2 separate regions of the Homo sapiens genome follow, and region 2 is linked to region 1. Evidence: chromatin loops called from intact Hi-C (ENCODE). Cell type or tissue: endothelial cell of umbilical vein. All regions are shown on one strand. Each heading gives the region's core, and the rest is flanking DNA. Links, peaks and the distances in the headings are about the cores only. Region 1 overlaps QSOX2 (quiescin sulfhydryl oxidase 2). Region 2 overlaps NACC2 (NACC family member 2).

Region 1 (10,049 bases), core at 1,191-9,190:
GCTGGAGTCTCACTATCAACCTGGGCTGGTCTCAGACTCCTGGGCTCAAGTAATCCTCTCATCTCAGCCTCTGAAAGTGCTGGGATTACAGGTGTGAGCCTGGCCTCTTTTTCAAAAGGAAAGAAAAATACTTAAGAAACTGCGGTGTTCTGGGCTTCTGTAAGGCGCCCTCTATGCCCCAGTCGATCTTTGAGGAGGCTGAACTGGAAGCCCCAAGAGACAGGAAACACGTCCTATCTTCTCACTGCTGTGTCCCTGCACCTCGGAGCCCGGCGTGGTGAGTCACCAAGAGCCGCAGAGTCAACCGTGGCTAAACCAGCACATGCTGGAAGCCTGCAGGTGCTGCAACTTCAGGCCAGGGGAAGGGGCCACCCAGTGTAGGGCAGGCTAGCCTCACGCTGTCCTTCTCCTCACGCTGTCCTTCTCCCCAAGGTGAGGAGGAGCGGGGCCCCTCCAGCCTCAGGACGTTACTTAACTTTCTCAACCATTTTTCATTTTCTTTCTTTTTTTTTTGAGATGGAGTCTGACTCTGTCGCCCAGGCTGGAGTGCGGTGACAGGATCTCAGCTCATTGCAGCCTTGACCTTTGAGGCTCAAGTGATCCTCCCACCTCAGCCTCCTGAGTAGCTGGGACTACAGTGGCACACCACCAGACCTGGCTAGTCTTTTTTTTAGTATAGATGGGGTCTTACTATGTTGCCCAGGCTGGTCTGGAACTCCTAGACTCAAATGATTCACCTGTGCCCAGCCTCATTTTTCTCACTGTTCTTTTTCTAACCTGATTCAAGTTGTTTACTTTTTCATTGGGCTTATCCGAGGGGCACACAGGCACTCCACGCAGAGGCAAAGGGCTTATCCTCATGAGGGGCACACAGGCACTCCACACAGAGGCAAAGGGCTTATCCTCATGAGGGGCACACAGGCACTCCACGCAGGGGCGAAGGGCTTATCCTCATGAGGGGCACACGGGCACCCCACGCAGGGGCAAAGGGCTTATCCTCATGAGGGGCACACAGGCACCCCACGCAGGGGCGAAGGGCTTATCCTCATGAGGGGCACACGGGCACCCCACGCAGAGGCAAAGGGCTTGCCAAGGTTCTGCAGTTCTTAGAGAAAGAGCAGAACGTGAGGGGCAGGGCCTGGTGCCCACCCCTACTTCTCATTCTGCAGAGGTGGGCACGTGGGCTTGTCTGCCAGCCCCAGACACAGACCCAAACTGCATCCCAAGAGTCCACCCAGAGCAGGGTTTTAGGAGCATCGGCTGCTCCCAAAGCCCCGGCCCAGCAGCCCTCATGCATGTGCTGGTTTAGCCACGGTTTCCTCTGCGACTCTTGGTAAGTCACCACGCCAGGCTCCTCCTAGGTGCGGGGACACAGCAGTGAGAAAACAGAAATCCACGAAAACACAGCACAGATCAGCAATACCCACGGGCTGAGAGCCAGGGCCCAAATCTGCCCAGGGAAGCGAGGCGGAGGGGCCAGGGCTCCCCCGATCTCACACCAGACTTGCACTGTCTACTCGGAGCCTCTGTCCGGTAACTCCGAGCGGCACGGAGTTCCCAGACCCCACCCGGGCACTCACACGTTAATCAATCCATGCGACCCATTTGGGTAGATCAGGTAACACGAAGGGACTGAAGAAACACCAAGTTTCTCCAGAAATGCTTTGTCCCCGTCCAGTGCTCGGGTCACCACGATGCTTTCATACGGGATCAGGTCTAAGATCACCTGGGGGATGAGAACACAATGACACTTCCACAGGGGCTGGCAGTTTCTCAGAAAACACGACGTGCAGACACATGGCCTTGCAGGGAACCTTTCACAAAAGGGCATGAAGTCTGTCCCCCTGCAGGCAAGACCCTCACTCAAATCTTCACTCTCATTGCACTTTAAGGCAACTGACGGCACACACGCCATGAGCAGAAACCACGGTCTTATTCGGCAATTTTACAAACTCATCAAAGAAAACACTTATCCGCGAATTTGCACTTGACTTTCTAAAACCAGCGCGCCCCCCACAACACTGATACTGGTCAAGTGAGTCCCTGCACACAGCAGCCACACCCCACGGCCTCGCACTCCCGTCCCGCGTGTGGAAGCTTCGTGGCCGGGGCAGCAGGCCTCGTGCTGCCGCTCCTCCCCAGCCACCCTGCTCCTGTCTGGTTCTGCTCAGGCTGAAGGGGCAGCAACAGGGTCTCCGTGGCAGAGAGACCACAGGAGTGGCATCTCAGGATTTTGGAAGAAACCCTGCGTGCGCCACCACCACATCGGGCGTACGTCTTTCCTTCTCTTAACAGAGGAACAAAACCAGCTGCTCCTCAAACCAAGGGCCCTGGCTAAAGGTGTGAACTGGGCGCCCCGCGTGGCCGTGCCTCTCCTGAGCTGGGTGTGTCTGCGAAGAGCTGATCGCTACTCTGGGGCCACACTGGTCTCTGCTCTGGGCCATGCCGTGACTCTGTGCTGAAGAGCACTCCTCCTGCACGAGTGGAGCCTGGCTGCCCCGAACGCACCAGCATGCCAGGCAGGTAGGGGAGCGTGCCCGGCACCAAGACGGTCCCACACCCGCCTCTTCTCAGGGGAACACCTGCCTCTGGTCTGCGTGTGTGGAGGCCCCGCCCGAGACAGCAAGGGCACGAGGGGCCTTGGGACAGGGGTGAGGGGTCTGGGAGAGCCACACACTGCTAGCGGTTCCTCAGCCCTCCACAGAGAATCCTGGCCAACCATCTGGAGGCAGCCTGGCGTCACCATCAAACCTGGAGGGGGCGGTGCTGGGGTGCCAGGAGGGCAGCCAGGGCACAAAGCGAGACGGTCACAGTGCAGGTGTCTGCAGCTGCCTTCCCAAGTGCGTCTCCAAAAGCCCTCGCAGGGGCAAAGCTGTTTCCTACATTCACCGCAAGGCCCCTCACAGTGGACAGAAAAACAGTCGCCTATCAAGTTGCAAGGAGGAGGAGGAGAAGCTCAGGGTGAGTGCTGGGCGAACGCATGTGCAGTGAGGCCTTTCTCTCGTCTCCGGGAAGACTGTCAGCAATAATGACTCTCCGTGAGCTGCCCCTGCACCTGGTCCCTGGACCTTATTTAGACTTGGCCAGAAGCAAGGCTTCAGAACTGTACGTGTGAAATCAAAGTATGACGATAGAAACGACGTTTTACAGAATCTTGGATTTGGCAAAAATGTTGAGAGTTCAGAATACGGCAACGAAAAAAATCTTAGTAATAATGCATACAAAATACAGAATGACCTCAAGGTGAGCTGGGCGTGTCATAAAAATGAGATCTTCTGCAAAGCCCCCTCTTAGTTTCAAACCTAGGGTTAGGCCACCTTCTGAACCCCTCCCACCGCCAAGCTCATTCATCCTAACAGTCTTCTCCAGACACCAGTGACTTTGCTGAGTAACATTAACTAAGCTTCTGATAATGAACAAGACCTAAAGCCACAGACAGGACACGAGATGCCGACACAGTGACCGGCACCTGCAAATCTCATCACAGATCCACCGCCAACCCCAATCACACCACGTGTGACACCTGGAGCCCACGCAGAGGCCGTACCTCCCGTCCAAGGTAGGAGCTGTTGCTTTCAAAGACAATAGCCACGTAATGGCTGCCACGGTTGTCAAGAAGGGAAAGAACATCACTGGGCCTTTCAAGAGGAAAAAAAGAGGCTTTTAGTGCCGTCAACAGCAGCGAGTTGGCCACCACATCCCAGTGGCCACATCACTTAATAGAAACCTATTACGTTTCTTGCACAGTTCAACACGAGTCTAACGGCCGCCTTCTTCATGGAGCTACTCACTGAATGGGGTCTAGGCGCGGGCAGGCAGGGGGCCGGCTTCCTTCCGTGTGGTTCTGCAGGAAGTCAATCATCGTCTGTCTGACTGTTCGCAGCTCTCGGTCAGGTCCTGCCGGAAGCACACCAGGGTCAGAGCTGTGTGTGCGGCTGTCCTCGTGGGGCAGGCATACACCCAGGGACAGCAGCCCCGTCCCAGCCTGGGGCCCAAAGACAGCAGGGTGCAGGTGGCAGCAACATGTGCAATCCCAATGGGTGTGCCCAATGCCACCCACAGGCGTGGTACAGACAGCGCTGGATTCACACAACTGGAGACCACACAGCAATGACACAAGCATGGGTGGGCCACAGGGACAGGCAACAGAGGCAGATGGCAAGACACGGCACTGCGAGGAGCAGGCCAGGCGGCTCCACTGGGTCACTCACAGGCAGAGCCCCCCCAGGGCGCGGCGAGGAGCAGGCCAGGCAGCTCCACCGGGTCCCTCACAGGCAGAGCCCCCCAGGGTGTGGCCTGCGGGGTCTGATCACACTCTGGGCGATGCTCGGCTGGGTGGGATCATTTGTAAAAATTCATCGGGTGGGTACATGTGATCTGTGCACATCTCCAAATATTTTTACAATAAAAAATTTACTCTGAAAAAGTTTTTACTACAATATTTGCCAAGCAAGGCAAAGCACAAAATTAAAATTTCTCTTTGAAACTATTAATATCTGAACTCTTAAGGGAAAGCAGGCAGGAAGGTCAGCAGAGGGAAAGGTGCTGACCCAGGCTGGGAGCTCCCCAGGCTCTGGGACCGTGTGTCTTTAGCAGGTTTATGAGGGGAATCTCAGGGACTAAAATACAATGCTTATGTCCTTACCTTTAAAATTTTCTCCAGTTGTAAACTCCTTTGTAAATGCTTTAAAATACTAAGAGGAAAAACACAGAACAAGTAAGAGGCAGCCTTCCATGGGCATCTGCATGTGTTTAAGCAACAAAACGCCCGTCACCTTAGAGGGAGCTTTACTCAATTTCCTTCGGAAAGTTTTCATAAATTAATGACAAACCACACGCTTCTCCTTGTCTTTGTGCATATTAATGTTTCCTGTCAGATTTACGAGGGGGCTAAGGTTAGCTCCAATCAGCATTCCCATCATTTACATTTTCTGACCCAACAGGGCTAGAAGCAAGACAGTTCAACTGGGCTGGAATCATAAAAGACACCGCTCTCTGGGACTTGGTAGTGAGCCTATGTCTTAATGGTTAGCTGTAGCGTTAGCTGTGACAACACGGAGGATGTGCAGGAGGAGGAGACACCACGCAGTATCTCTGAGTGGATGATTAGGTTCTTATGTTAACATTAAAAACTTTCTTCATCAAAGGGTACGTTAGAGACAGCGACGAGACAAGGTTACATGATGGCGGAGATGAGGTCGGTAAGAAAAGCACTGGCCAGCTAAGAGGGAAACGTGCAGATGACAGGAAGACACTTCACCCATGACACCCACGGCCCACAAAGCCAGATGTGCTGGCACTGCAGCCGCCAGGGAAATGCAAACGAAGCCGCCAGTGCTTCCTGCTGCACTGGTCCCTGGGCGAGCACAAAACTGCCTGACACTGCTGGCCCTGCAGGTCTGTTGTGCACAGACCCGGTTCGCGGCCCAGTGGCTTCTCTCCCAGCCTCAGCTCTCCCCTTGCCCGGGAAGGCGCACAGCAGCGCCGTTCAAAGCCACCAAAGCCTGGAAGAGCCCACACACCTGGCAACGGGGGGCTCTGGTTCTCAGAGTGACGTCACTGGACAATCCCATCCAATGAGCATCGTAGTGGATCTGGGCAATGTCCCATTAAGTAACAGAAAGAGGGCCCGAAAGTTTACATACAGCACAGTGTGAACTGTGTCTGAAGCAAAATCAAAATACAACAGGAAGCCATGCTGACGTAATCACACGCAGAGGCAGGCAAGCAAGTGTGCGACACAGGCCCCGAGAGGCCCTGGGGCAGGGCTGACACCGGTGCCGCCCAGCGTGGCACCTGTTAGGGCAGGACCACAGGTGCTGCCAGCACAGTGAAAACAACAGCCCCCAAAATACAAGCGAAGCCACCATGACATGACACCACACCACACAGCAAGGCACCAGGGCTGACAAGGACGGAGTTTTACTCAAATTGACAAAGCTTCCCAGGAAGTGGGCCCAAGGCGCCCACGTTTCTGGAGATGTCCATGTCAAGGCACGCAGGAGGCAGTGGCACCCGCAGGTACACACATGCTATGCACGGGCCTGCAACAGGGTCACAGGTACCTCCGCCCCCTAGTGGGAGCAATGGGCACAGCCTTGTCTGCAGGGCTGACTTTGGCTGGGGAAGGCAGAGGCCCTGTGCCTGTGTGTGCGTGTGTGTGTGCATGAGTGTGCATGTGTGAGAGCCCCATGGTACACGGACCACACGCGTGGCTTCAGGCTGGGGTGCCAGCCCTCGCAGTCCTGGTCTCCTTGCGCCCCCTGGCCGTGCAGGCTGCAGGGGGTCTTTTCACGCATCCCCTCCATGTGACCGGGTCTGTGTGAGCGTGGACAGTCCCACAGACACTTCCACAGCACAACAGGGTGGAACAAGAGCTGCCCCCACCAAACATCAGCTCCTACAATTCCTACGAAGTTCCAAGGAGAGAGCCAGAGAAGCCGAAAACACAGGCACTATGATGTGGCGAATTTCAACAGACAAGCAGCCGCGTGATGCTCACCTGGAAGGTGGGGTAGAAGGTGAATTTCAACGGACAAGCAGCCGCGTGATACTCACCCGGAAGGTGGGGTAGAAGTGGATGTCGTAGTCATGGCACACGGCCTGGTTCTTCTCTTCCATGCAGTCCAGAGCTGCGACGCGAATGGCACTGGCCCAGTCTGAAAAGCAGGAGCATGACCTTCAGTGTGGTGAGCACTGGACTCCCGGGAAGCCCAGGACCCAGCAGTCCCCACTCCAGGCTGCGGCCACCTGCGAGACCAGCCCACCTGCCCCCTCTAGGTCATCAGTTAGGCCCTCATCACACAGAGCGTCTATGTGGAGCTAGGAGAGAGAACTCCACCAACAGCACGATGCCTCTCCTACCACAGATAGTCACAGAACAAGCGGATTTGTGCTGAACCTGCACATCACGGAGCAGGGACAAGGCTGTGGGCCCCTAATTAAATGACACCCTGATGGATGAAAGCGCTGGTAACAGACGCGGCTGTCAGCGGCCGGCACTTAAGTCAGGACAGCAAGCAAGTACGTGCAGATTAATCAGATACGGTCCAGGCTGTTTGGCAAAAACATTCCCGTGTTCTCACTCCAGCGAGTACTGGCAGCATCTGAGCAGGGTCTTTCAAGGCAAGGATGCGTGCACAGACACATGTGAAGTGGTTTCCAACACCATCCCAGACACTGCCCGCAAACCCTGGAACACCTATGCCATTTTGGGGAGGCTAAAAGGAACCATAAATTTTTTTGTTCCTATCTCTAAAGTTTTTGCTATGGAAAATTTCTAACATGCAAATAAAATAGAGATAAAAATGTAACAAATCCCACACATTCTACCTCTTGGATCAATAATTATCAGCTCAAGGTGAATCCTGTTTTGCCAAAGTCTCCACCCACTTTCAGAACTGTCCCACAACAAATCTCAGCACGTCATTTCTACACAAAACCCACCAGGCTTTGCCTCTGAAAGATGAAGGCTCTCCACTGGGCATGGTGGCTCATGCCTGGAATCCCAGCACTTTGGGAGGCCGAGGTGGGCAGATCGTTTAAGCCCAGGAGTTTGAGACCAGCCTGGGCAACATGGTAAAACCCTGTCTCTAAAAAAAAAATACAAAAAATTAGCTGGGCGTTGGTGGCGCACACCTGCGGTCCCAGCTACTGGAGAGGCTGAGGTGGGAGGACCGCTTGAGCCCGGAAGGCACAGGCTGCAGTGAGCCGGCGACAGGGGGAGGCTCCACCTTAAGAAAAAAAAAAAGTCCCTATTTGTTCGTTTAAAGTTTGTTTGAATCAAGATCCCAGCGAGGCTTGTTGGTTACTGCTGGTGGGTCCTGGCACTTTCCTTCTCTGGGTTTGACTGACAACATCCCGGACTCCTGGCATTTCTGTAACAGGGCACTCAGATCTAGATTCTTGTCTGATTTGTTTGGTGACATTACTTTGTAGGTAGTGGAACATGCTTCCACCCAGAGGCAAGCGACGCCTCTCTCCTTAGTGATCACGACCTAAATGCATTAATGCACCAGGGCTGCAGTGAAATGGTGACGTGTCATCTCTCACCGTTTGCTCATGATGAGCTGGGACAATTCTGTAAAGAGAGACCTGCCCTCACTGCAACCCAGCGGAATGACTCACATGAGGAAGGGGAGTGCCTGGCTCGTGCTTCAGTCACCAGTATCAAAGTCATGGTTTCCGAAGCTGACCAGTGAGGTTTTCTTTTTAAAAGATTTGTGTTCTTCCTCTGGGATGTAAAAATTGCACTGCCAACAATTCACAAATATTTCCTGGCTCCTCACTCTGTAGGGGTCCTTCCAGGCCCTGAGACTTTGAGGGGACAGCCTAAAGGGGCACCACTGGGTCAAGGGATGGGTGCTGGCTATCCTGGAGCCTGGAGGCCTCAGCAGAGTCGGCAGTGTGGCAGGGCACGCCGCACCGTGGGAGAGGCAGGTGCAGAGGCGAGACCCAGGCACCCAGCAAATGGACCTGCCTGGAGGAATGGAGCCAGCCACGTGGGGTGCTGCCCTGGCACAGCCTTGTGACCGGAAGCCCAGTGATTTCTGAACGGGAGGGAACGTTATGTCTGCCTGTCACTGAGATACTGATGAGGCTCTTTTTTGCCTTGTATTCCGATTCTGCCCACTTGTCTAAATCAATGATTCCACTATAAATCATGTAAAAAGAGTAAGAGTCTTTTCTGAGAGCGAGCTATGATCTCAAACTCCAGAGGTTCTGTTAAAAGCATGCCTGGAAGAGACGGAACATATCACCAGACTCTGTACAAATATGAAGGCTTGTGTGTGTTAGCGGTTCAGATTGCTATTTTTCTACATAATATACCACAGCTCTGTTTCAGATACTGGCCTTTTCTCCCTGTAATTTAAAAATAAAAAAGAAAGAAACCTCTTTCAGAAACAATGACCAAATACCGTTCCCGCTTACGCTGGCTAAGTGAAACCAATTCAGGTTTTGAGGCCACTTTCAGTGGATGAGGGAGAAGCGACACGAGCTCTCTGCATCCCCGGCCACTCCTTGCCCAAGCCTCAGACCACATGGAACTGAGGAAGAAGGGTTCATGCTCTCACCCAGTCAGCGCAGCAGACGGCACGGGACGCGGAAACAGGAGGTGCTCCCAGCAGCCCCGCCGTGGGCAGCTCACGGGCGGACCCCTCCACAGCCCCGGCTCCTCAGCCCGTGCATCCTGGCGAAGTGTCTCATTTCTGTGGCCTTTTATCTGGCTCACAATTCCACATGGTTTCATTCTGTTTATTGGGAATTTCTATAACACATTTTTATTCCACACTTTTTTTAAAAAAAAGCACCTTTGTGCCCAGAAAGAACATGTAACAAAACAAAAAGTTGCTCTGAGAGCCCAGACTGCACACACAACAGAATCACGGCCGTGTGACATCATCAAGCCGGCCTAGAAACAGCAAAAACAAAAGACGGGAAGAAGAAAACGTTCCAAGATGTTTGCCAGGATTTGGTTTTCACGGTGGGATCTGGTCCCATCTGTGGTTTCTCAGATTTGTCTTAGGGCATGTTACCTACACAAACAAACACACAGCACATCCCTGCTGCCCCAGGCACTTGCTGGCCACATCACACCCTGCCCTCCTCTGGCCACCTCTCCTGCATGTTTCCTAGTTTCTATCTTCCCGTAGATCTTGGTACAAGGTGGCAACACAGAGCCCTGCACAGCGACCGTGGAACTCTCCCGGCACCTCAGGTGAAGGCCGCTTGGACAGTCTGGGCCCAGGCCAGGTGGTGCTGCTCTTTTTAAATAACCCTCCTGGCCGGGCGTGGTGGCTCACGCCTGTAATCCTAGCACTTTGGGAGGTCAAGGCAGGCAGATCACGAGGTCAAGAGATAGAGACCATCCTGGCCAACATGGTAAAACCCCGTCTCTACTAAAAATACAAAAATTAGCCGGGCGTGGTGGTGCGTGCCTGTAGTCCCAGCTACTTGGGAAGCTGAGGCAAGAGAATGGCATGAACCCGGGAGGAGGAGGCTGCAGTGAGCCAAGATAGCGCCACTGCACTCCAGCCTGGCGCCAGAGC
Region 2 (10,049 bases), core at 944-8,943, 140 kb before region 1:
TTAATCAGAAAGTTTTTAAAATTTGAATTTATAGCCTGGGCAACATAGGAAGACTCCATTTCTACAATTTTTTTTTTTTTTTTTTTTTTTTTTGGCGAGACTGAGTTTCGCTCTTGTCGCCCAGGCTGGAGTGCAGTGGTGCCATCTCAGCTCACTGCAACCTCCGCCTCCAGGGTTCAAGTGATTCTTGTGCCTCAGCCTCCTGTGTAGCTGGGATTACAGGTGTGAACCACTGTGCCCGACCCAAAAAAATTTTTTTAATTAGCCAGATGTGGTGGTGCACAAAAATTTTTTTTAAATCAGCCATGTGTGGGGATCCACACCTATAGTCCCAGCTACTCCAGAGGCTGAGGCGGGGAGATCACCTGAGCCCGAGTTTGAGGCTGCGATTGCACCACTGCACTCCAGCCTGGGCGACAGAGCAAGACTCTCAAAAAAAAAAAAAGTTTTTAATTAAATTTAAAGAGACTCAACAAGTAACTGTACTGAGGGGTCTGCACTGGATCTGCTGGTGTAAGGCCAGGAGGGGCCTGGGAGGCGGCTGCCAGGGGGTGGGTACAGGCGGGTGGCGGGCAGCCCTCTGCCCACACTGGAACAAGACACACAGGTATGCAGGGGAGGTTTACCTCAAATCGTTCGGGAAAATGTTCTTTGTACAATACTTGACATTTTTCTGTAAGTTTAATTACTTTATCTTTTACCTTTTTTCTTAAACATCTGAAGCAAAGTCCCCACCTGCCAATGCTGGGTAGCCAGGTGGGGTAGGTCCCTCCACAATCCTGAACTCACTGTGGAAACAAGGGGTTGGCAGAGCCCAGAGGCCGGGCGCCGTGCAGGGCAGCTCCAATGGGAGGGGCTGGCAGAGCCCGGAGGCTGGGCACTGCACAGAACGGCTCTGATGGGAGGGGTTGGCAGAGCCCAGAGACTGGGCACCGCGCAGGGCAGCTCCGATGGGAGGGGTTGGCAGAGCCCGGAGTCCGGGCGCCACGCAGGGCAGCTCCGACGGGCAGGAGCCGCCTCCAGGCCCTTCACCTCGGGCTGGAGAAAACCAAGTCACCCCTGGGGACCCTTGTTGGACATTCTAAAAACCTTCAGAAGCCACTCCCTGAATGTGGCCAGGACCCTCCATGGGCCTTCAGAGCAGCAAAGCGCAGTGCCTGCCTTCCTGTGAGAGAACCCTCACACCGTGCAGCTGGGGACAGGACGAAGGGCACATGCCCCCCGAGGCCTCCCACTCAGAGCTGGGAGGGGTTTGGGGGGTGGGGGTGCCTCTGTTTTCCTGCATCATCAGGAGCCTGGTGAGGCCTAGGGCTGAGCCCTGGGGCAGCTGCTGGTCTGGATGGCACCGGGCCTGGCTCTTGAGGTCCCAGGTCTGCGAGCGGCTGGGCTTCCCTGAGGTCTGGCTTGGTGTGGGCCCCAGGGACGTCGCATGCCCCCAGCTTCCCGACAGCCATCTGCCTGCCAGCACCCAGCCACGGTCCCACCCCGGGCTCCACTGTGACCCACACGCTGTCATTTCCAGGCCACTTCCTATGACATGGACTCACCGCCTAAACTGGGTTACAATAATTAACACGAATCCTGTTCCCAAACTTACATAACCGCAGATGACAACGCCGACTCCTAGGAAAACCCTCCCCGACCAGTGGCCCCGTTTCCCTCCCACGACCCCCGCTCAGCTTGGGCCTGGAGCTGGCCAGCTGCACTGGTTTCACGCCCATCCAGGTGCCATCCCAGCAGCGGCTGCTGTCTGTGCCTGGCTCCTCCCACTGTCCTGGGCAAGTGCAGAGCCAGCCCCCCAGTGCCCTCTACGCACTAAAGGCTTTCTGCCCCTCCCACACCACACCGGGGGTTCGCATCTACCTGACCCTTTGAATGCGGCCTTATTTGGAAACAGGGTCTTTACAGATATCATTAGTGAAAGGTAAGATGAGATATCCCGGATTTAGGGTGGACCCTAACATGCATCCTTACAGAAGGGAGAAGTTTGGACACAGATGCACAGAAGGAAGGTGGCCGTGTGAGGACGGAGGCAGAGACTGGGCCCATGATCCCACATGCCAAGAAAGGCCCAGGACAGTGGCAGCCTTGGGAGCTGGAGGGCGGCATGTGACAAAGTCTCCCTCAAAGCCTCTGGAGGAACCAGCCCTGAAGATGCACAGAGTGTCAACTCCGGGCCTGCAGAACTGGGACAGGAGCACTCTCTGAGGCTTCCTGCCACCAAACCTGTGGGCTCTGTCGTGGTGGCCCCAGGAGATGGATACCCTGCCCCCCTCCAACACACCCCAGGGTGCTGGAAAAGCCCCTTCCCTCCTCCTGGCCTGTCACCTGCACAGCTGCAAATAGACACCCTGCCCTCCTGGAGCTGGCAGACTCCCACGGGGACCCCCAGAGCGGCATTCGCAGGGGTCGGGCCAGCCCCACTGGAAGGGAGGGCGACAGAGCCAGTCCTCGCAGGGCCCGGCTGGGGAAGGGCCCCGCAGCTTCTGGGGCCGCCTGGGAGCCCTCTCTGGGTCTGCCTTGGGCTGGCCCTAGACCTTCCTGGTGACCAGAAAGCAGGATACGGTACCCCATTCGGAGCTCACAGCGGGAAAACTGAGACCCAGGGAGGCCATGGTGTTTGCCCAGCTTCCACCGCAGCACGGGGGGAAATGAGGCTCGAATCCCAAGAGAACACTTGCTCTCCAACCCTGGAAGTGGCTGCTCAGCTGAGGACAGCCCAGGACGGCACCGGCAAGATCCCCAACGAGGCCCCAAGCGCCCTGTCCTCCCCGGTCTGAGCTGCTCGAGGGAGGGCAAGCCCTCCCCGTCCCTTGTCTGCTGCCCAAGGCCGGCCGTGGCCCAGGAAGGCCCAGTTTCCCACCCCGGGGACTCTGCTGGGAAGTTCCGGGAGGTGACCTGGGGACTCTGCTGGGAAGTTCCGGGAGGTGACCTGGGGACTCTGCTGAGAAGTTCCAGAGGTGACCTGGAAGACGGGCACCCCCAGTGGCTGTCATCTCATGCACGGAGGTCAGCAGTATTCGGGGACTGTCGGGCTTGTACGGTCGCCAGGTGGACAGTGGTTCAGAGAGAGCATCAGCAGCCCCTTGGCTGTGCAGGGTCAGCGGAATTTTGCTCTAAACGTGCTCTGTCCGGCTCCCTTCCAGTGGGACGGAGCCTCTGGGGAGAATCTTCAATCTGGGAACTGTACCACTGCCCACATCAGGCCCAGATGGAAGGGATGACGGGGGCAGGGGACACACTGTACTCAGCAGGGTGGGAGGGACCCTCAGACCCCACTCCCTGCCTCTCTCCCCTAGGGCAAAAATTTGAGTCCACACAGCAATGCTGGATCCAAGCCACCGTCCACATCTTTCCCAGCAGCTGCCCCTGAGCCCCTGGAAGCTGCAAAGCCACAGTGGTCAGTCAGCAGGACGAGCCACTGCGCATGGACATGGCCCAGTCCGTGGCCAGGGACTCTTTCTCGGGGGCACTTGGGGCTCGTGGGGACCCAGGTCCGGTGACCACCGCAGTCAGCCATGGTTAACCATCAGCAGGGGCTTCACTGCCATCCCAACCACGATGGCCTCATTGAGGCCCCCACCCAGCCGGCCAGGAGGCATCGTGGTCTGGGGTCACTGAGACACAGGGAGGCAAAGGACTTGGTCTTTCCTGACCCACTGCTTCATGCCTCCTAGGGTCCCCTGGCCACAGATGAGGGCTCAGGCCTGGGCGTGGAGGGCGGGATGGGCAGAAAGCACAAGGGCTGGGCTGTCCCACAAAGGGACCTACCCCAAGCCCCGAGGGGAGCCAGCCCAGCCCCCGGCATCCTGGGGGAAGGTTTCCCGGAGGAGACAGCAGGCAATTTGCATAATATTCTTTGCAAGTTAATATCAGCCTCTGATAATGATCTCGGCATCGCGTGGAGCGGCTGAGGCGGCTGTTACAACACTAAGTAATCATATTTTAAATTATGTTTCCCTTTATAGAAAGGTGTTGCAAAAACACACAGACACGAAATCTGTCTGTTGCAGCCCCGCTGCCAACCACCTGACCAGCTTTCAGTTACGCGGTTACGTTTGCAGCACTGCAGCCCGGGAGAACCAGCGGGGCGGCAGCCACAGGCTACCCCCGGGCCCCCACCCAGAGCCTCCCCCTGCCAGGGGACCCTCCCAGCTGGGGACCCCACCCAGATCTGAGCCAGGCTCTGGCCAGGGCCCAGGGCCTCAAAGGAGGACCCACGGGCCACGTCTTCCTGAGGTCCCCACGGCCCTAGGAGGGAGACAAGGGGGCTCCCCCTCCCCACAGCCACCCCCCTTGCTAGAAACCTAGCACCCGCGAAGGCCTGACTTCCAGGCGAAGGGTAGGGGGTACAGACTTCAGAGAACTCAAGGCCCTTCAGGTTCTGCTCTGCCTGAGCCTCCATGTCACCCCCCACAACCCCACCTGGTGGGGGGCTCCTGTTAGCCCCTCCCCCAGCGCTGGGGGCCTCTCCCCAAGAAGGTGAACCCACCCTCGGGGTGCCCTCCCTCCTCTGAGGCTCCCCCAACTCATGTACCTCTACACCACTTGGCACATCCACAGTTGGGGGAGGCCCTGGGTGACCCCTGTCCCCATTCAGAATGGGGGACCCCAGCCCCAACAGAGTGAGTCATGTTCTTCTACTTTCCCTCTTCATTTAGGAGCCACGGCCGACCACTCAACCTCTATTTTCTTAAAAGCTTTTTTTTTTTCTTTTTTATTAAAAAAAAATCCAATTATAGCACAAATCTCTCAGCAGGGGTCAGTGTGGAATAAGAATAGCCAAAGTTAATGGACATGACACAGGCAAGATTAATGCCTAAAGGGTTTCAAAAGTTGTGTGATACGGATTTCATTAACATTTTAATTGTAATGTATCTTTTTAATCTTCTCTCACCCTAATGGATTTATATCCAAAAAAAAAAAGAATAAACTGCTGACAACAAAAAGTATCAATATACAAAATTTAACAAAGGCGCTTAGCTGTGCAATGGAAATGAAATTAAATGAGCAAAACTCTGTTAAAGCTGATTTTTTAACAGCACAAAAGTCAAGAATTCAGCAAAGATGGTACTTCCCCTTTCTTGGCACAGACACCAGCTGGGTGGTAGAAGGGAGATGGGCACAGCCCCCGAGGCAGATGCCCAGGGCCTGGGTGGGGGCCCTGGCCAGAGGGGATGCCTCAGGGGTCCCTGGGAGGAGGAAGATGTGGGACAACTTCCTTCTGCTCCGATCCAAAGGCAGGGCCAACGCTGACTCCCTCCAAGACCGCCGCAGAAGAACCAAGGAAGGCCCACAGCTGCCCCCTGACTCTAGGCAGTGCCCAGGAGTGAGAAGGTAACTCCTCCAGAAAACACCAGCCCACTGGGCGGAAGCCCCAGGACAGTAGGGGTGGGGAGGGAGCATCTGAAGTGTCCCTGTAAAGAGGGGGGCACTAGCATTTTGTGGGGTGGGGGCTGGGTTGCTAGCAAGTCTTCCCTCAGCAGGCACCCAGCTCCCAACGCCCTCCATGAGGGACCCCAGGCAGCTCTGGCCAACAGCACAGCCCGGATTCCAGCCTCCAGATTCCAACATCAGCTCCTGAAATGTCCTCAAGCCTGACTATGGAGGGCTGGGGGGACTTTTATTTTCAATCAACAAACATTTCTTGAGGCATGACTATGCGGAGGCTGATGCTCTACCCCTTCACAGACTACCAGGGAGGCCACCCCCAGCCCAGGGCCGGGCTGCCCTCGGGGCCCCGGTGGCTGAGCTGGGGCCGGCCAGCCCTGGGCTTGGGAGGCATCTCTGCAGCATGGCTTTGCCGTTCACCCCAGTGACTATATATGGGCACTTTCAGGCCCCTCTGTTCCCCGCCCCCAGCCCTGCCTGCTTCCCAGGCACAGGGGCAGGAGCTGGGCGGGCCCAGGAGCTCGCGGCCGCCCATGGCCCTGTGCCCTCCTGGATGCCAGGGCCCCGCACTGGGGGAGGGGAGATTCCTTTAGAGAGACCCGGAGCCAGCCTCTCCTCCCTGTGGGTCCCTGCAAACAACCTCTGGAGAAAAGCCTGCCTCTTGTTCTCCCGGGAGACTCCATGGCGGCCTCCTCTTAAAGGGTAGTGAGCCTTACATGGGATTCAGTGGCTTCACTGGCCCAACAGCCCCCAGGCCAGCCCCAGCCGGCATGAAGGCAGAAAGGCCGGGCTGCCCACATTCAGCCTCCAGCTCCTCGGAGGAGGCAGAGGATGCTACTCTGTAGCAGGACGGCCTCAGGGAGGACGGGTTCCTCACTCAAGGTCACACAGCCTGGGCTGGGCGTTCTCCCAGGAGACCTGAGCCCAGGGTTCTGGCTGCCAAGTGCTCCAGTGAGGACCCAGGCCCAGCAAGCAGACACTGGGGATGTGGTGGGGCCCCAGGAGCCCTGGGTCAGGGTCCCAAATGCCCTCCCCTACTCAGACTAGCTCCCAGGCTGATCCCCTGTGTGGACAGGGGTGAGTGCCGGTCCCGGAGTTCATGTCCCCAAATGACAAGCAACCAATACTTCCAGACAGATGCCTTCACGCCTGCCCACTGCGCTCTGCTGAGACCCTATACAAGGGTGTGTGCTTCCAAAACCCAAACCGTAAACAGCAAACGCAGGAAGGCCACAGCTGAGGGAGCTAGGGCTCCCAGCAAATGGGCAGCTGCAGGTGACACAGTAAGGAGCCCCAGCCAGCCAGGAGGCATATTTTACAAATGATCTCATCTCACCAAGAGCCAGGGCTGGTGAGAGCAAGGATTTGCTTAAAAAAAAAACCAACAACAACAACAAACAAAAAAACAGAGGTCACCAGGATCCCTGCCCCGCAACAGAGGCGGAGGCAGGCGTGGAGCAGCAGCCCCTGGCCTGGGTAACCTCGCTCCCCGGCCCCCACAGCCAAGGCCCAAACAACCTTCCAGTCACATCTCCTCTGTGACTCTGGACAGGCTGAAAGGGAAACGAGATCCACCTGGGGATTAGGGGGCGCCTCAGGGAGGCCGGTGTGGGGGCCACACACAGCTCTGAACTGGGGCCCAGTGGGGAGACAAGAGTAGAGAAACGCTGGCCAAGCTCCCCCACCCAAGGCCCGACTGCCCACCTCTGGGAGGACCAAGGGCGTGCCCAGAGAGGGTGCCAGGAAAGGAACGAAATGCTGGGGAGAGGGCACTTCGGGGAAGGCCCAGGACCCAGGGAGCTGGGTCTGCAGACACTCACCGCCGGGGAGCCTGACCGGAGATGGGGTGAGAGGCCCCAGTGAGCCAGCTCTACACAGGTTCCCAAGACCCCTCATCAGCCCCCAGTGAGACCAGACCCAGTCAGACCTCACAAACTCCCGCACCTGCCCACATGCATCAGACGGCGGCTCAGGTCCAGCGTCCAGACGGGCTAGCGCTACTTCTCTCCTGCCTTGGAGGGCGCTCCACGGCCTCACACCACAGGGCTTTGCTTCTCCTTCGAGCCACGCCTGGAAGCCCAGCCCCAGGTTTCCTCAGCCCAGGCCAGAAATGTCACCCTGAAGTGGAAGGTGGCCTACCTTGTCCTCAGAACCACAATGGGAGGCTGGTCAGCCTGGGCCACTGAGGCAGGGACATGTGCTACCAAGGTGAAGGTGGACTGGGCCGGAGGAGCAGCAGAGTCAGGGGGCCCCATAGTCAAGTTCCCAAATGTGTTCGTTACACTGGGGTCTGTAGAAGGCCTTGGTTCTCCGGAGAAACATGCTGGTGTATCCTGGGGTAAGGGGTGCCACCTGCTGCCCCCCTGTGGACTCCGACCCTCATCCCACCGGCCACAGTCCAACTGGATCTCGGAACCCACTGCGTGACCCTGCAAAGGGGATGGAGTGACCCCAAGGGGCTGTGAGATGCAGAGAGGCAGCCTGGGGACAGTGTGTGGAGGTGGCTAGAACAGGGCTGGCTGAGGAAGGAACATGGGCTCTGCCCCACTGACGGTGGCTGGGGCCACTGGGCACTCGGTGCCCTGTGCGTTCCAGGGACACAGGTCAGAGGCACAGACCTCAGAGGAAGGGGCACAAGGTGGAACCTTGGGAACTCAACATCCCGAAAAGGACAACACCTTGGTTCCCCATTCCATCCCTCGGGCCTGGGAGACCACACTGCCCACAAACCAGGAAAGCAGGACTCCGGAGGCAGAGGCCAAGAGGAGTGCAGGCCTGGAAGAACCGCTCAGCACCAAGATCGTCACTGTTGTTTCATGAATAATGCAGCCTCATGCTTTAATTGGAAAACAAAGGGAGGATTGAAGAATTTTTTAAAAGTCACCACTAGCCCCCTGCCCAGGGCAGAGCAGCCCTGCGAACCCTTCCAGCAGCCGGTGGTAAAGAACAGAGCCTGTTCTCGCAGCCTGTAGCAGCCCAGCTCCCACTGCTCCCAGCAGGAGATCTCCCGGGTGGCTCCTCCCCGCCTTCCCGCCAGGCCAGGGCCAGCACCATCGAGCCCTGGGTGTGACCACTGCGAAAGGATCCCTGGCCACTAAGAAGTGACAAGTGATATCTTGTTCCACTCTCTGTGCCCATTCCAAGTGGCTTTGCCGAAAGGACAGGGGGCCACCACCTTGGGTGGCAGCTCCTTTTATTTCCTCCCCTTGGACTCTGGCCCAGCTACCACCCAACAGTGACCCCAGGGGAAAACGCCAAGAGGCCTCTTTAAGGGAGGGGCTGGGAAAGGCCCCACAGAGGACCAGAGGGGTGCTCCAACGGTGGCCGGGAGAAGAAGGGGTGGGTGGCTGAGAGGTGGCGGGTGGGGCGGGGGCTGCCTGAACCCTGACCTAACTCTAGGCGCCCCTGCTGGGGGGTGCTACAGGCTAAAACACCCTGCAGAATGCTGAGCTGAGTGTCCCACTGGAGAACAGGAGGGAAGGAGGTCAGGAGCCTGCCAGACGAAAAGAGGGGTGGGTGAGAAGAAGGGGCGACCTGGAGGGACACGGACTCTGGCAGGAGAGTGCGGCCGCGCTGGCGGGCGGGAACACCAAGGTGCACGCGCTCCCGGAGGCAGCTCCACGGGATGGGAGTCCGGGCTGCCTTGGGCACCCCCGGGTCAGCACCCCCGCCACACACAGGAAGGAACGCGCAGCAGAGAACACAGCTCAGGGCACCCAGCGGCCCAGGGAGACGGGCCCACCAGCACGTGGGTGAAACACCTCCAATCCGGAGGCCCCGCGCGGGGGTTGGGGGAGGGAGTGGAACGGCCTGGGAGGCCAACTCCAGGGACCCGGCCTCGCGGCCTTCAGACCCACAGGTTTAAGCGGCTCCACGACGAGAGTCCAAGACCAAACTTCCCCCAGAGCCTGGCAGAGGGGCTGGGAGGTGACCTCTGACCTCCGACCCCACACGATCCCAGCAAGAGAAGCAGGAAACTCCGTCGGAAGGCCTCGGTCCGCCCTGGCCGTGCGGGGTGCGCGGCGGGCCCCGGGCTCCGCTGAGTTTCTTAGAGAAGGAGCTGGGGCCCCCCGACCTCAGCTCCGCAGAGGCACAGAAGCTGGCAAGAGGCAGAGCCCCCTCCCCCTGCGGCCGGACCCCAGTTTCTCCCCAGGCTGGGGCCCGAGTGGGGGAGGCGCGGGAGGCGGTGACGACCCACGAACGGGCCCACCTGGACCGGGAGGGCGAGGCGCGGGCCCGGCTGGGCCAGGCAGCTGCGCAGATGCGCCGGGAGGGGTGGGTACCTCCGCCCTGGCCCCGGGCCAGTCCTGCCCCGGCTTCCCCACCCGGAGGGCTGGATCGGCCAGTCGGGTCCCTGGGGAGGCCGCGCGGGTCCCCAGAAATCCAGGGAAACCCAGCAGGCGGCGGGGAGCGCCCCGGGACGCCCGGAGCCGGGGTCTCCCCGAACGCGCGGCGCGGCGTCCCGGCCCGGGGTCGCGGGCGCCTCCGCCGGGACCCCCCGGCCCCGCCCGGCCCCCCTCCGCGGGCTCCCGAGGCCGGTTCCCGCGCGCACGCCCGGGCCGGCGCGGAACTCGGCCGCACCCGCCCCGCGCGGCCGGCACTGCGGCAGGGGGCTCGCGCCAAGTTGGGCGGCCGCGGAGTTTGCGGGAAGTGCGGGC

What was found. A loop is a pair of places that touch in the nucleus more often than their neighbours do. Peaks named below come from ENCODE experiments on the same cell type or tissue, not always from the same donor. Only the 100,000 strongest peaks of a DNase experiment are listed, where the experiment ranks them.
Region 2: it touches region 1 in a loop (5-fold over the local background); 4 of 110 quality-filtered maps call a loop at or near these places.

Annotation. Positions count from the first base shown.
Region 1 is chr9:136,220,216-136,230,264 of GRCh38, forward strand. QSOX2 (quiescin sulfhydryl oxidase 2) reads right to left here. Exons shown (of 12, transcript NM_181701.4): 2 at 6,559-6,659; 3 at 4,646-4,694; 4 at 3,792-3,897; 5 at 3,548-3,638; 6 at 1,581-1,726. Among named protein-coding and RNA genes, the nearest start is that of LHX3, 20 kb to the left of the region's middle. RefSeq lists enhancers at 5,170-5,219, 5,400-5,479, 5,610-5,829, 7,910-9,109. In endothelial cell of umbilical vein, for the core only: a CTCF peak has its summit at 6,069 (motif pointing left); a DNase peak (open chromatin) is centred at 8,116; H3K27ac peaks cover 406 bases.
Region 2 is chr9:136,085,071-136,095,119 of GRCh38, forward strand. The region is part of intron 1 of NACC2 (NACC family member 2); the gene reads right to left. Among named protein-coding and RNA genes, the nearest start is that of NACC2, 5.2 kb to the right of the region's middle. RefSeq lists enhancers at 1,875-2,834, 5,463-6,155, 8,235-8,926. In endothelial cell of umbilical vein, for the core only: no CTCF peak of the experiment used is centred there; a DNase peak (open chromatin) is centred at 4,751; H3K4me3 peaks cover 261 bases; H3K27ac peaks cover 440 bases.